Regions from separate parts of the Homo sapiens genome. Here region 2 is linked to region 1. The links are chromatin contacts, found by Hi-C or POLR2A ChIA-PET in ENCODE. All regions are on one chromosome and are shown on one strand. Each heading gives the region's core, a stretch centred on a gene start or an enhancer-like site at or near the end of the contact. The rest is flanking DNA. Distances are from core to core; before and after follow the strand shown. Region 1 has its middle 53 kb from the start of WNT11. Region 2 overlaps UVRAG (UV radiation resistance associated).

Region 1 (6,061 bases), core at 2,075-4,574:
AGTGGGATGGAGCCAGTAGCAGGGAGAAGGCAAAGGTTCAGGAAGAAGACGGGACAATGAAAGGAGCAAGGCCCCAGAGAAAATTTGGGGTGACAGGGGAGAAGGGGGAGCCCCAGGGCATGGTGAGGACAGCAAGGAAGGGTGGCCGGGCAGGAGTGGGCTGAGCTGTCCATCTGCATGGGTGGGAGGCTGCAGGCGAATTTCCCGCCTGGCCCCTGAAGAGGGACAGCCTGGGATGGGGGCCTGACTGGAGTGACTATTCCAGGGTACAGGCCAGGGCAGAAGGGGCACCATGAAGGTGGCTTGGAGCTTCTTGGGCCTTTTGAAGGAGATTCCTGAGGTTTATGGGAAGGGGTGGTTTGCTGCCCCTGAGTTCAGCATGCCTGGATTATAATCACCTCCTCCCCAGGCGCTCTTCAGCTACTCTTGTGCCCTCTAGCCCACTCTCCACATGGCAAGCACCTGACCTGTCCTAAACACAGCTCTCACCCTATGAGAACTGTTACATAAAAGAAAGCAACATTTACTTACCTTTGCTATATGCATTGTACACACTAGTTAACTGGATAGTTGGTGAAGGGAAGTTTCTCTTATATAAATATTCCAAGTAAAAAGATTCAGAAGGGATCATAGAATTAGGCTGTCAGCTCTTCGCAACTCCTAAATAATGAGCACGTCTAAGACAATGCTCATCAATGGCACAGAAAGGCAGGCAACCAGACACCTGATGCCTCCTGATGGAAAAGCACACACCTTTGAAATAGCCTTGGCATAAGTTTGACCCTGAATATAATGAAGCATCTATCCGTGCTGTCCAAAGACAGCAGACACCAGCCACATGGAGTTCTGAAGTCATTGAACAGTGGCTAATCCACATTGAGATGTGCTATGAACACAATCCACACTGAACTGCAGAGACTTTGTACAAAAAAGAATGTAAATTCTTTTGTATTAATTTTTATATTGATGACGTTAGAATGATAATATTTTGAATATATTGAGTTAAGTAAGATACAATTAATTTCATCCATTTCTTTTTGCTTTTTAAAATGTTACTACCTGAAAATCTAAAATTACATATGTGACTTGCACTTGTGGCTCACATGATTTACTATTGGGTGGTACTGCTCTGGATCTAACTACCAGTTTATGGGAAATTCAAAGGGCAGATGAGCCTTTAACACCAGGAAAATGCAATCAGAAAAATCCAGACGGTTGGAAACCCCGCAGGACGAGCCACCTGGTTTCTCCAATAAATATATTGAAAGAAAAAATACATAGAAGAAGGGAAAACCTATTAACAAGAGACTCAAGAGACATATAAATCAATCCCATTATGAACCGTGCTTGGTTCCTGTAAACTAAACAAACTGAAAAAAAGAAATTAAGGGACAATCAAAATGGAAGCACTGACTAAATATGATATGAAGGACTTGTTATTTGTTTAGGTGTGATAATAGCATTGTGGTTTTGGTTTTTTAAGTCTTTGTTGCTTAGATGCATAGAGAAATATTTACAGATGAGATGCATCTGTCTGGGATTGGGGATAGGGTGTGAATGGGGTGTGGAGGAAACAAGATTGGCTATGGATGATGGATGACAGGTGACTGGAGTCCGCTGTGCCTTGTGGCACACACCCTGCCCTCCAGCCAGGTGGATGCACTTGCCATTCCCAGAACGCCCTGCTCCTGCAGCCCTGGGGCCTTTGCCGCCATGATGTCTCTGCCTAGAATCTTCCCCCCTAACCCACAGCAAACCTCTGTCCACCTGTATGCCAGAGCTCAGCTACCCTCTTCTCCTCTTTGAAGTCCTCTCTGACGTCTTCCCCACTCTCCACCCACCCACTCTCCCTCCTTTGTGTTCCCCCACTACCTGTGTGTGCTTCCAGCACAGCCCTTCCTACATGTCCCTACGTGTATGTTTCCCTATCTGTCACCTTCAGTAGCCCATGAGCTCCCACGGGGCAGGCGCGGGATTTTAAGGCACAGCTTGTGCTCAGGAAAACTGGATAGATTCGTCTTGGTGTGTTGAGTGTCCATTTTACAGAGGAAGCAGTTGGGACCCGGAGAAGTTAGTCTTGGCTAAGTTCACAGAGCTAAAAAGTGACAGAGCTAGGACTTGAAATCAGGACCTTTGAGTCACGTCTCTGCCTGACCTCAGCCCTGCGGGCCCCGTTCCCGCCATTCCTTCCTGCCTCTCACGTTGACTGGGCTCCCCCTGTCGGTCGGCACTGGCTGAACAGCCATGGAGTGGCGCTTTGGGGAAACCACGGGCGACCAGGAAAGATCTCAGGCAAGCCTCGGGTAAGTGAGCTGTAAACTGAGACCTGAACCCAGACACAGCCCATGCCAGGCCGAGCGAAGAGCCTGTGCAGGGGCTTGGAGTAGAGAAGAGCACGGCTCCTGTGAAGGATTCAGAGGCTGGAGCTGGGCGATGGGCCACCGCGCGGAGGAGGCGCGGGCGGTGGTCCGAGTTCCTCAAGGGATCTACAGACGGCGCCCCTCCTACCCAGGGTGTTTCCTGATGATTGTATTTTGTATTTCAGCGTTGATGATTTTTTTTTTCACTACTTCACCCCCTCCCAAACGCCCAAAACTGCCTGGTGATTTTTTTTTTTTTTTTCAAAGTGCATCCTGACCCCTCTGGCTGCCTCCATAGACTCAGCTTTAGTCCCGGCCCATCCTGCTGGCACAAGGAAGCCACCGCATGTGATGGGGTGTAATTTACAGCCACAACCCTAATGTGCAGAAATATCACTTTATTTCCCCGTAACTGTCCTCACCCGAACCTGTTTTGGCCGCTGGCAGCAAAACGCTTATCTGACCACTTCAAGGCAACTCATTCATCTCTAGTTAAAGATTATCCCCTAGGGGGTAAATGCTCAAATTCCCCAAATTTCCTGACCTCACCCCTTCTGGCCCCAGGGACCAGGCTTCAGGCAAGTGTCTCCTGACCTGCCCGTGGTGTGGCTCATCTGGGTGTCAGGGGCCGGCCCCACTGCAGAGGCCCTTCCTTGGTTCTCACCCTGGGACCCTGTGCCCCAGGGCAAGGCCCACTCGGCTCCCTTGGGGCTCAGCCACCTAGCCCACTTTCCCTCACTGCTGAGATCAGGCCACCTGCATGGACTTCTCTACTCTGCTGGTTGGCTGTCCTGCACCCTGAGGAACACGGAGGACTTCTATGAAGGCTTGCCTGGCTCTTCCTGGCAGGCCTTGGGCAGTCAGGTCCCTGTTTCCCATTTAGAACCCAGAAGGGGACAGGGACCGGAGAGGAAGTGCTTCTCTCCAGCTCCACGAATCTTTTGACTTTGGGCTTCCTGCCTTCCAAATAGCCCCCACTGCAGCTGTTCACACCTTCACTTCCTCTTTCAAAGGTGAGAAGACTCCTACATCATCACCAGCGTGTATTTTTCTCTCCTCTATGGCTTTTGTTTGTTTGCTTGTTTTGATGGTTGTACATTCAAAGTCCTCCAGGCTCTGTCTGGTCAGAAGTCACACATCCTCTCCTTGCTCAACAAAGCCTGGCCTTGTGGGGAAAGCTTGGCTTTCCAGACAGGCAGCATTTCAACTCCCTTTATCGTTCTGGGCTGTATCCACTCTGCCCTGGAGGCAGTAAATGGGGGAATTGGTGAAGGAGTCAAAGGAATGACTAACACCCCAGCCTCGGCTGCTGCTCTCACTGCCACAGAGCAGGGACAGAGCAGGCGACTGGACGCACGAAGCATTCCTGCTGAGTGAAGTCCCAGGGATGTTGGGGCCTGCAGCCCAGACAAAGGAGCCCTAGAGATTCGGAGGGAGAGAAATAAGTTGTCATTGACCTGTAGTGTGGGCATGTTAAAGGCTGAGGAACTGGCAGTGTGGCATGTGGCAGGATTGCCAGGGTCACAGGATAGACAGTGATTTAGTTTCAGCAAAATATCATCCACCACGTTAATATTGCTAATATGAATTTAATTGGCTTAGTAGTTTTGTGTGGTTTTAATTTGTAAACTTGTTTTGGTTTAATGGTTGTGGGAGAGCTATAGACCTTAGTTTATATTTAGTTTTTAGTTTGTAAAATGTTCTCGAGAGTGAAAATGGAAGAATGGAACAGTCTATAATAATTCTTCCTTGCAATTCATCATCCGTCCTCCACACCACCCGGAAAAAACAGGACCCAGGAGGACATGGAAACAGTCTTTATTTCAGGGTTGTGCCATAGCTGCCCACCCTATGAGAGGAGGTGGGAAGCCCTGGGAGGGCTGGCTTCACCCGTCCCCAACCTGGGTCTTCCTTCTAGATCCTTGGGTGCCCTTTGTGGCTAGGCCCTCTCCTCTAGACTCTCTGGCCCCTGAACTATTTCCCCTGATGCCTTTAACCCCTGGGTTTCCCTCCCTCTTTGAGTTCAACCTTTTCTTTTCTTTTCTTCAGCCCCTGGAGGGTCCAGGCTGTGGAAGGGGCTGTGGCTCCTGTTGGCAGCGCATCCACCAGACAGACTCTGACCATTTGCAGCGCCAAGTGGGGTCCCTCCTGGCCTCACTGTGCCCAAAGTGTTTCTGTCTCTCACTCCACCACGGCTGCATTCCCAAATGCCCCCTCTGACTTCTGGGTTCAGTGTGTGCCAGGCTTCAGGAAAGAGGGGGAGAAGGAAAAGATCCCACCTTGGCACAGACTTCTTTAGGCGATATTACAAAGAAAAATCAGGTTTCAACCTTAGGGGGTCTCTACAGGAATTTTTAACCTTGAAATAATCCCTACATTATTTATTGTATGGTGTTGTAGGCCTCACTAGGGAATTTTTACTTGATCTTCAGTGCAATGGGAAACTTTGGAAGGGCTGTCAGCATGGAGAGTGACATGCTCTAGCATAGGTTTTCTTTTCTTTTTTTTTTTTTGAGACGGAGTGTTGCTTCGTCGCCCAGGCTGGAGTGCAGTGGCACCATCTCAGCTCACTGCAACCTCCGCCTCCCAGGTTCAAGTGATTCTCCTGCCTCAGCCTCCCCAGTAGCTGGGATTACAGGGCACGTGCCACCACACCCAGCTAATTTTTGTATTTTTAGTAGAGACGGGGTTTCACCATGTTGGCCAGACTGGTCTCAAACTCCTGACTTCAAGTGATCCACTTGCCTCAACCTCCAAAAGTGTTGGAATTGCAGGTGTGAGCCACCGCCTGTGGCCAGCCTAGGTTTTCAAAAGAGTGCAGTGGGAGAAACTTCCTGTAATGGCAGTGGTATGACGTGGCTGCATGAATTGTCCTGCAGATAGCAATTATGGAATCTAGACAAAGTATTAAAAAAAAAAAAAAGTATGTAAAGCCCCTGGAAAGTGTCTTAGAAAGACAAAAGCCGGAAAAAAAGTTTACTCTTGAAAAATGGCAAAGAGAAGAGGTAAGAATCATGGCAGCACTCTCACACCCCCGAGGCTGGAGCAGGTGGTAGAGAGTAGAGTTCAGAACTGTAAGGGCAGCTGGAGCATCAAAGGGGACATCCTGGCAGTGAGATAACTGCAGGAGGCCTCAGGCCCGAAACCCGAGCACAGATTCTGTCCAAATATTCCAATGCTAGAGGGCCTGGTGAAAAAAAACAGGCAGGAACTGGAGATAAGTTACCCTCGAAAGACAGAGCAGCTCTGGACTGGGTAAAATATGTGAGTGTCCTGCTTTTTGAACAGTGAGTGAATTTCCCAACCTGTATACAGCGCAGCCAGCAGAAAGTGAAAAGTCTTACTGCCTTGAGGTATCAGAGAACAGAGTCCAAGCCTGGTAGAGCAGCTGAAAATTTAGGGGAAAATCCACAGAAGCAAGGGAACCATCGAAAAGTGAGCACCAAAATCTGAATGTAAACTTCCCAATCCTTGGATGACTGCCCAGTGATAGCTGCAGGGGACCCCTGGGAGCCACACTGAGAAAAGCCATGAGTGGGAGCTGTGGGAGCGGAGCAGAGGTTTCTGCTGCTCGGCACTGTGGAGGAGACAGAATGTGCGGCTGAAACAGGCAAACGACCCCCCAGCAGAATAAATACAGCAATCATCAGAGGAGCACGAAAAAAACCCAGTTTCCAAGCTGCACCAAAACAGGAAAATGT
Region 2 (6,061 bases), core at 1,076-3,575, 230 kb before region 1:
TACCAATACTTCTTGGTTAATTGTTGGAGTTCCTTTGGCTTGTGAGCTTACTAGGACTCTTCTGTATTACTCTTTTTCCCTAGGTACTCTCTTGTGTTACTAAAGCTACAACCAACACATCTACATGTTAATACCTCTTCAATCTATATCTCTAGCTCTACCTCTCTTTTGGATTTCCAGTCTGCATTTTCCAACCACCATGGATATTTGAACTTTTTTGTCCTTGAGGAACCTCAACCCCAAAGTGTCTGGAGCCACACTCATCGCGTTAATACTCCTCTTCCTTTTCTTTTCCCTGGTTTGTCTAATGGTATTATCACCATCCTAGTCTCCCAAGCTAGTAATCTTAGTCATTTTTGGTTTCTCTAATTTTTCTTCCCTTGGTGATAGATATAGTTGATGATAAACCATATTGATTCTTTGGCAAGATGTCTCATCTGTCGACCCTTCTTTGTTTTTAATCTGTATTTTCCTAGACTATTTCCTTATCTCCTAGATGAAGAAATTAAGGCACAAAGCAGTTAAGTAACTTCACCAAGGTCACACAAACTAGTGTTAGAATTTGTATTCAAACCCAGGCAGTCTAGCTCCAGAGGCTATCATATAAACCAGTGTATCTTAAATCCTTACAATCTTTTACACTGCTGCTGGAGTGATCTTTTAAAAGATACGTGGGCTGGGTGTGGTGGCTCACGCCTGTAATCCCAGCACTTTGGGAGGCCGAGACGGGCAGATCATGAGGTCAGGAGATCGAGACCATCCTGGCTAACACAGTGAAACCCCTTCTCTACTAAAAATACAAAAAAAAAAAAAAAAAAAATAGCCAGGCATGGTAGCGGGCGCCTGTAGTCCCAGCTACTCCAGAGGCTAAGGCAGGAGAATGGCGTGAACCCAGGAGCAGAGCTTGCAGTGAGCCGAGATCGCGCCGCTGCTCTCCAGTCTGAGCAACAGAGCGAGACTCCGTCTCAGAAAAAAAAAAAAAAAAGATACATGAATTTTCTTACTCGCTGGGCTTAGAAAGCTTTGATATATCATGTACAGGAGAAAGTTCACACTTCTTAGTGTGATATTCAAGGGACATTTAGCAATACATGCCCTTAGGGACCAAGGTCTTTATTTCAAAGTCCTCCCACTCCCTACTTGTATAATCAATAACTATCATTTATGGAGTGCTTACTGTGTTATAAATAGTTCTTCATTGTCTGATTTTCCCTCCACTCATCTCAACACCCCCAAACTGAGAGCACCTTTAGGCAAGAATCCTTGTTTTATTAGTCTTTGTATTAGCCCTATCGCAGTGTGTATCATATATATGTTAAACAGATAATAAATGCCATTTCTATTGATCAAATTGAACTATTGTTCAGGTTACTAGAGGACTAAAGTTTTGTTTTTCCTAATGGTTTCCATCTGGTAAAATGAGAGTTGCAAAAAATTTCTAGGCTAATATTTAAAAGGTGATGAAAATGCAATCAGGTCTGTGAGCCTTCAGCTGTTGCTTTCTTTCAGCCCCTGCTCTCCACACAACATGTGGTGAGATTTTCAGGATTTTGTGACTTTCAATCCAACTCTTTCTATAAGTGTTTTGGGAAGACCTTTATTTGGCTCTCTAGAAGCAAATTCCCCTCCCCGCACTTTGCTAGAAAGTACTGTCAACTATAAAATTCCAATTTTAACAGGAAAATGCTCACAACCAATAAATTATCAATAGCATAGTGTTTAGAGAAGAGATGGGATGAGAAGTATAAGGTATAACTTTGTTTATCATCTTTAAACTATGGATGTGATAACCAACTTTTAGGCTGCAGGAAGAGATTTTTTTTTTTCCTCCCTGCCTAATGGACTCTAAGTGGTAATTGCAGTTATACAGAATACAGCTAAGAACCCAACTGTAAGCAGACTTTACAAAGTTTATGTGCTAAAACTCGTGTACTTTCTTTTCTTAATAGAGACTAGGCTCTTACCCAGTTTCTGTATGCTTATTTTAAGTAAGTTAGGGGAGGAATTAAGAGGATTACTGTTAAAATAGACACACTGACAGCAAGAAGCGAAAGCTGATAGTTTGCTCTGTTATACTCTTTGATTCTGGAATATAGCTGAGTGATAAATCATATTAGCTACTGTCCTACCTTTGTAGTCACTGTTTGGATTCTTAAACAGCCCTGTCTCACTACTTCATGTAAAAAGAGAGAGGAGGAGAAACAGTTCACTGTAAGGAGAGGCCAACTAAAGAAAAAAACATAGCTAGCCAACTTGGCCAAAGCACATGTCTGTATTGCATTTCATAACTCAAGTTACTCACGAGAATTATGAGTGCACTGTCTTAGTTTTTAATAATGCTGTCTCCATTTAACAGATGAGGAAGCAGTCTTAAAATGGTGAGATGATTTGCCTGGGCCACAGGCTGGTTAAGTGTGGAAGCAGGTCTGAAGAAAGGTCTGCCAGGCTCCAGTGCACGTGCTGTTTTCTATTATGCCATGTTGGTGCCAAATCATCAGTAAAATAGAAAAGTGTAATTATGAGAGCCTTCATAAGAAAGCAGGCACATAGAAGATTTAGGAAGGTTTTCAATCAAAATTTAAAATAAAATAATTTTGGTTTTTTTTTTTTTTTTTTTTTTTTTTTTTTTTTTTGGGACGAAGTCTCGCTCTGTTGCCCAGCCTGGAGTGCAATGGTGTGATTTTGGCTCGCTGCAACCTCCGCCTCTCCAGTTCAAGCGATTCTTCTGCCTCAGCCTCCCAAGTAGCTGGGACTACAGGCACGTGCCACCACGCCTGGCTAATTTTTTGTGTTTTTAGTAGAGACGGGGTTTCACCATGTTAGCCAGGATGATCTCAATTTCCTGACCTCGTGATCCACCTGCCCCGGCCTCCCAAAGTGCTGGGATTACAGGTGTGAGCCACCACGCCTGGCTAATTTTGGTATTTAATGTGAGTTTTGGTGGAGCAAAATTTGTATTTATGTGCAGCAGCACATTTTATTCTTCTTTATTCATCCGTCTCTACATATACTATAAATATATCTATGTATGTATACATACACATAAAGACACACATATACACACACACACAGTTTTACAAAAATAGGATTTAAGCAAAATACGGGAGTAATTATAGGGTGAAGTCTTCTCCTTCCCCTTTCCTTGTACTTTTTGGCTCATCTTCTTCTTTAAGCCCTTTTCCCCCATTCCGCTGCCAGCAAACCACCCAAACACAGAACATAGGTCCGCATGACCCCTAGTCACCCTTCACCCATGTTAACAATCTGATATGTATCCATCTGTATTTTTTCCCATAGTCTCTCTATATGTCATAGATATGATTTATAGATACATTTATATATGTTTTCTATATAATTTATGGTTTATGTATATGGTTTGAATTAATTTATAAAATTAAAATTGTTTTATAAAATTGGAGTTGATACACATACTTGGGTTTCTTGTTCAATATTCTATGCATACATTCCTCTAATTCACTTTTTAAATGGCTTAATAATAGTCAGTGGTGAGGCTATATCATATTTATTCAGCCACTACCCTATTGATAGGCATTTAATATAATATTTACTCTGGCTCTGGTTTTTAATGCGTGTTTGTTTTGACAGTATGCACATTACTGAAGGAAATATTTATACACATATATAACCTTGTTTTTATGATGATTTTGTTTCCATGGATTACATTCCCAGCAGTGGGATTTCTGAGTCAAAGGGTATGTATTGTTTCAATTGTTAGAGATAATCAGGTTGTTTTCCCAAAGGGCACAAAATAAATGGCATTACTCCTTACCCTGATTCTGTGCTGGCAATGGCCATCATCAATTTTTATGATTTTTACTAATTTGATGAGTGTAAATGATACCTCAGTATTACTTCAATTTTTGTCAGCCTGGTGCAAGTACTTAGTTTGAGCTACAAGTGAAATTTAACATGTTTTCTTAAGCTTATTAGCTATTTAGGGTATTCTTCTGTGAATTTGCCTATTCATTTACTTTACCTAGTTTTTAAAAATTGAGTTGCTTGCATTTTTCTCATAAGTTCCTAAGAGTACTTGGTATTTTTTTCCCAAATCTGACAATTACATCTTGACTTATGATACCTTATACAAAAAGTTCATATTTGTTGTATCGTGTAATTCTGTTTTCTGTTTTATATTTTCTGGGCACTCTTGAGTTGAAGAGGACTCTCCTATACCTTGCTTCTATAGATATTTTTTGCTAACTTTGAGATTTATATTATTTTACTTTTTAAATTAAATATTTAATACAAATTGCAATTTATTTTTTTTTTCTTTTAATCCACCCATCTGCACACTGATATCTAGTATAGATAGTCCATATCTTGTAAGGTAGAAATTATTTCTTCATAGATGAATTCATTGTGCCAGCACCTTTCTTTTCCCACTGAATTTAAATAATACTTTTGTAATATATTAAAAGTGCATATATACTGGGATCTATTTCTGGATTCGCTCTTTTTTTGTTTATCTTATCCTTTTGTGTATTTTGTAACTTTCAGATTGATTTAACTACAGGGGATTTTTTTGTGTGGTCTAAAATCAAGTAAGGCACGTCCTGTTGCTACTCTTCTTTTTGATACTATTTTTGGCTATTCTCAGAACTTTATTCTTTTATGTGAACTTTAAGCTTATTTTATCCTACTTTAAAAGACCAATCTTATTGGAATTTTAATCGAAATTTTTATATCAGTTGAAGTTTTACAATTATTTTGGGAAAGATGTCATTTTATATTAGTATACCCATCCAAGAACATGGTGTCTTTTCATTTGTTTATATTTTATTTTATTCCTTCAACAAGATTGTAGTTCTCTTTATATGGTCATTTGGCTTTCTGTTACATTTGTTCTTAAGTATGTTATAGTTTTTACAGTATTTTGTATAAAATAGGTGTTCCATTCCATTCTTGTGTGCTTACTGCTATTATAAGGAAAAGCTATACTTCTAGGAAAATCTTATTTATATTTAGTAATATATCTAATTGTTTTTATTGCTATTGTTTTTTTAAGGAAAGCTCTCCTTTTTTGGCATACACATTATCATCAGTAAAAGGATAGGCTTTTCTTCTCTAATGTTTATACTGATTTTCTAGACTTACTGCATTTGCTAAACCTTCTGGAACTTTCAGAATAATGTTGAAAAGTAATAGGCATTGTGACCATCCCAGTTCCTTGTTCTAATTGAAAAAGTTCAGTAGTTTGCTGTTCAGAATATTTTCTGTTAATTTTGAAAACTATTGGCCGGGCGTGGTGGCTCATGCCTGTAATCCCAGCACTTTGGAAGGCCTAGGCAGGTGGATCACCTGAGGTCAGGAGTTCAAGACCAGCCTGGCCAACATGGCGAAACCCCGTCTCTACTAAAAATACAAAAATTAGCTGGGCGTGGTGGCACGCACCTGTAATTCCTGAGGCAGGAGAATCACTTGAACCCAGGCAGCGGAGGTTGTGATGAGCCGAGATTGCACCACTGCACCCCAGTCTGGGCGACAAGAGCGAAACTACATCTGAAAGGAAAAAAAAAAAAAGAAAAACGAACATATATATATAAGAAAAAAATATATATACATATATTTTTTCATATATATATATATATATATGTTCGTTTTTCTTTTTCTTTTTCTTTTTGAGACGGAGTTTTGCTCTTGTTGCCCGTGCTGGAGTGCAATGGCTCGATCTTGACTCACTGCAACCTCCGCCTCAAAAAGGAAAATATTTTAAATAATTCTTTTTATTCACTTAATGCTTTTGTTAGGATTGGTTGCTGAATTTTTTGAAATGCCTTTCCACATTTATTAATATTATATATTTTCTTCCTTTATAATTGTAATAAGGTATGTGGATTTCCCAGTGTTGTATTACTGACTAGTTATAGGTTATTCTTTTGATCATTACTTATAAGCAAGATTAGTTTTTAGCAGTTGTGTTGTTGTTATGGGGGGAGGTATAAATTACCGTCTCTCCCAAAATCATAAAATTGAGTTGTGAATGAATTGTGAAGCTTTCCATCTTATTCTATGATCCTAATCTGTAAAATGATGATGATAA

Evidence for each region. Hi-C counts contacts between places; a loop is a spot of excess contacts on that map. ChIA-PET counts read pairs that join two places held with the same protein, here RNA polymerase II (POLR2A). Pooled maps may share reads with other maps.
Region 2: a map of MCF 10A shows a loop between it and region 1 (5-fold over the local background). The contact joins two enhancer-like sites. A Hi-C loop is called at or near these places in 14 of 168 maps with a recorded cell type or tissue (GM12878, GM18951, GM23248 and 11 more), 1 of 37 single-sample maps with no recorded cell type and 4 of 50 pooled maps. POLR2A ChIA-PET finds 5 or more read pairs at or near these places in 7 of 52 experiments (AG04450, HCT116, WTC11 and 3 more).

What each region holds. Positions count from the first base shown.
Region 1 is chr11:76,150,132-76,156,192 of GRCh38, forward strand. No RefSeq gene overlaps it. Among named protein-coding and RNA genes, the nearest start is that of WNT11, 53 kb to the right of the region's middle. RefSeq lists enhancers at 1,826-2,706, 2,358-2,447, 3,348-3,407. Within about 2 kb of position 3,325, at least 13 of the 41 ENCODE cell types and tissues checked have a DNase peak (open chromatin) inside an H3K27ac peak, as active enhancers do; they include GM12878, where a contact is called at or near this core.
Region 2 is chr11:75,917,411-75,923,471 of GRCh38, forward strand. The region is part of intron 6 of UVRAG (UV radiation resistance associated); the gene reads left to right. Among named protein-coding and RNA genes, the nearest start is that of UVRAG, 110 kb to the left of the region's middle. Within about 2 kb of position 2,326, at least 3 of the 41 ENCODE cell types and tissues checked have a DNase peak (open chromatin) inside an H3K27ac peak, as active enhancers do; they include GM12878, where a contact is called at or near this core.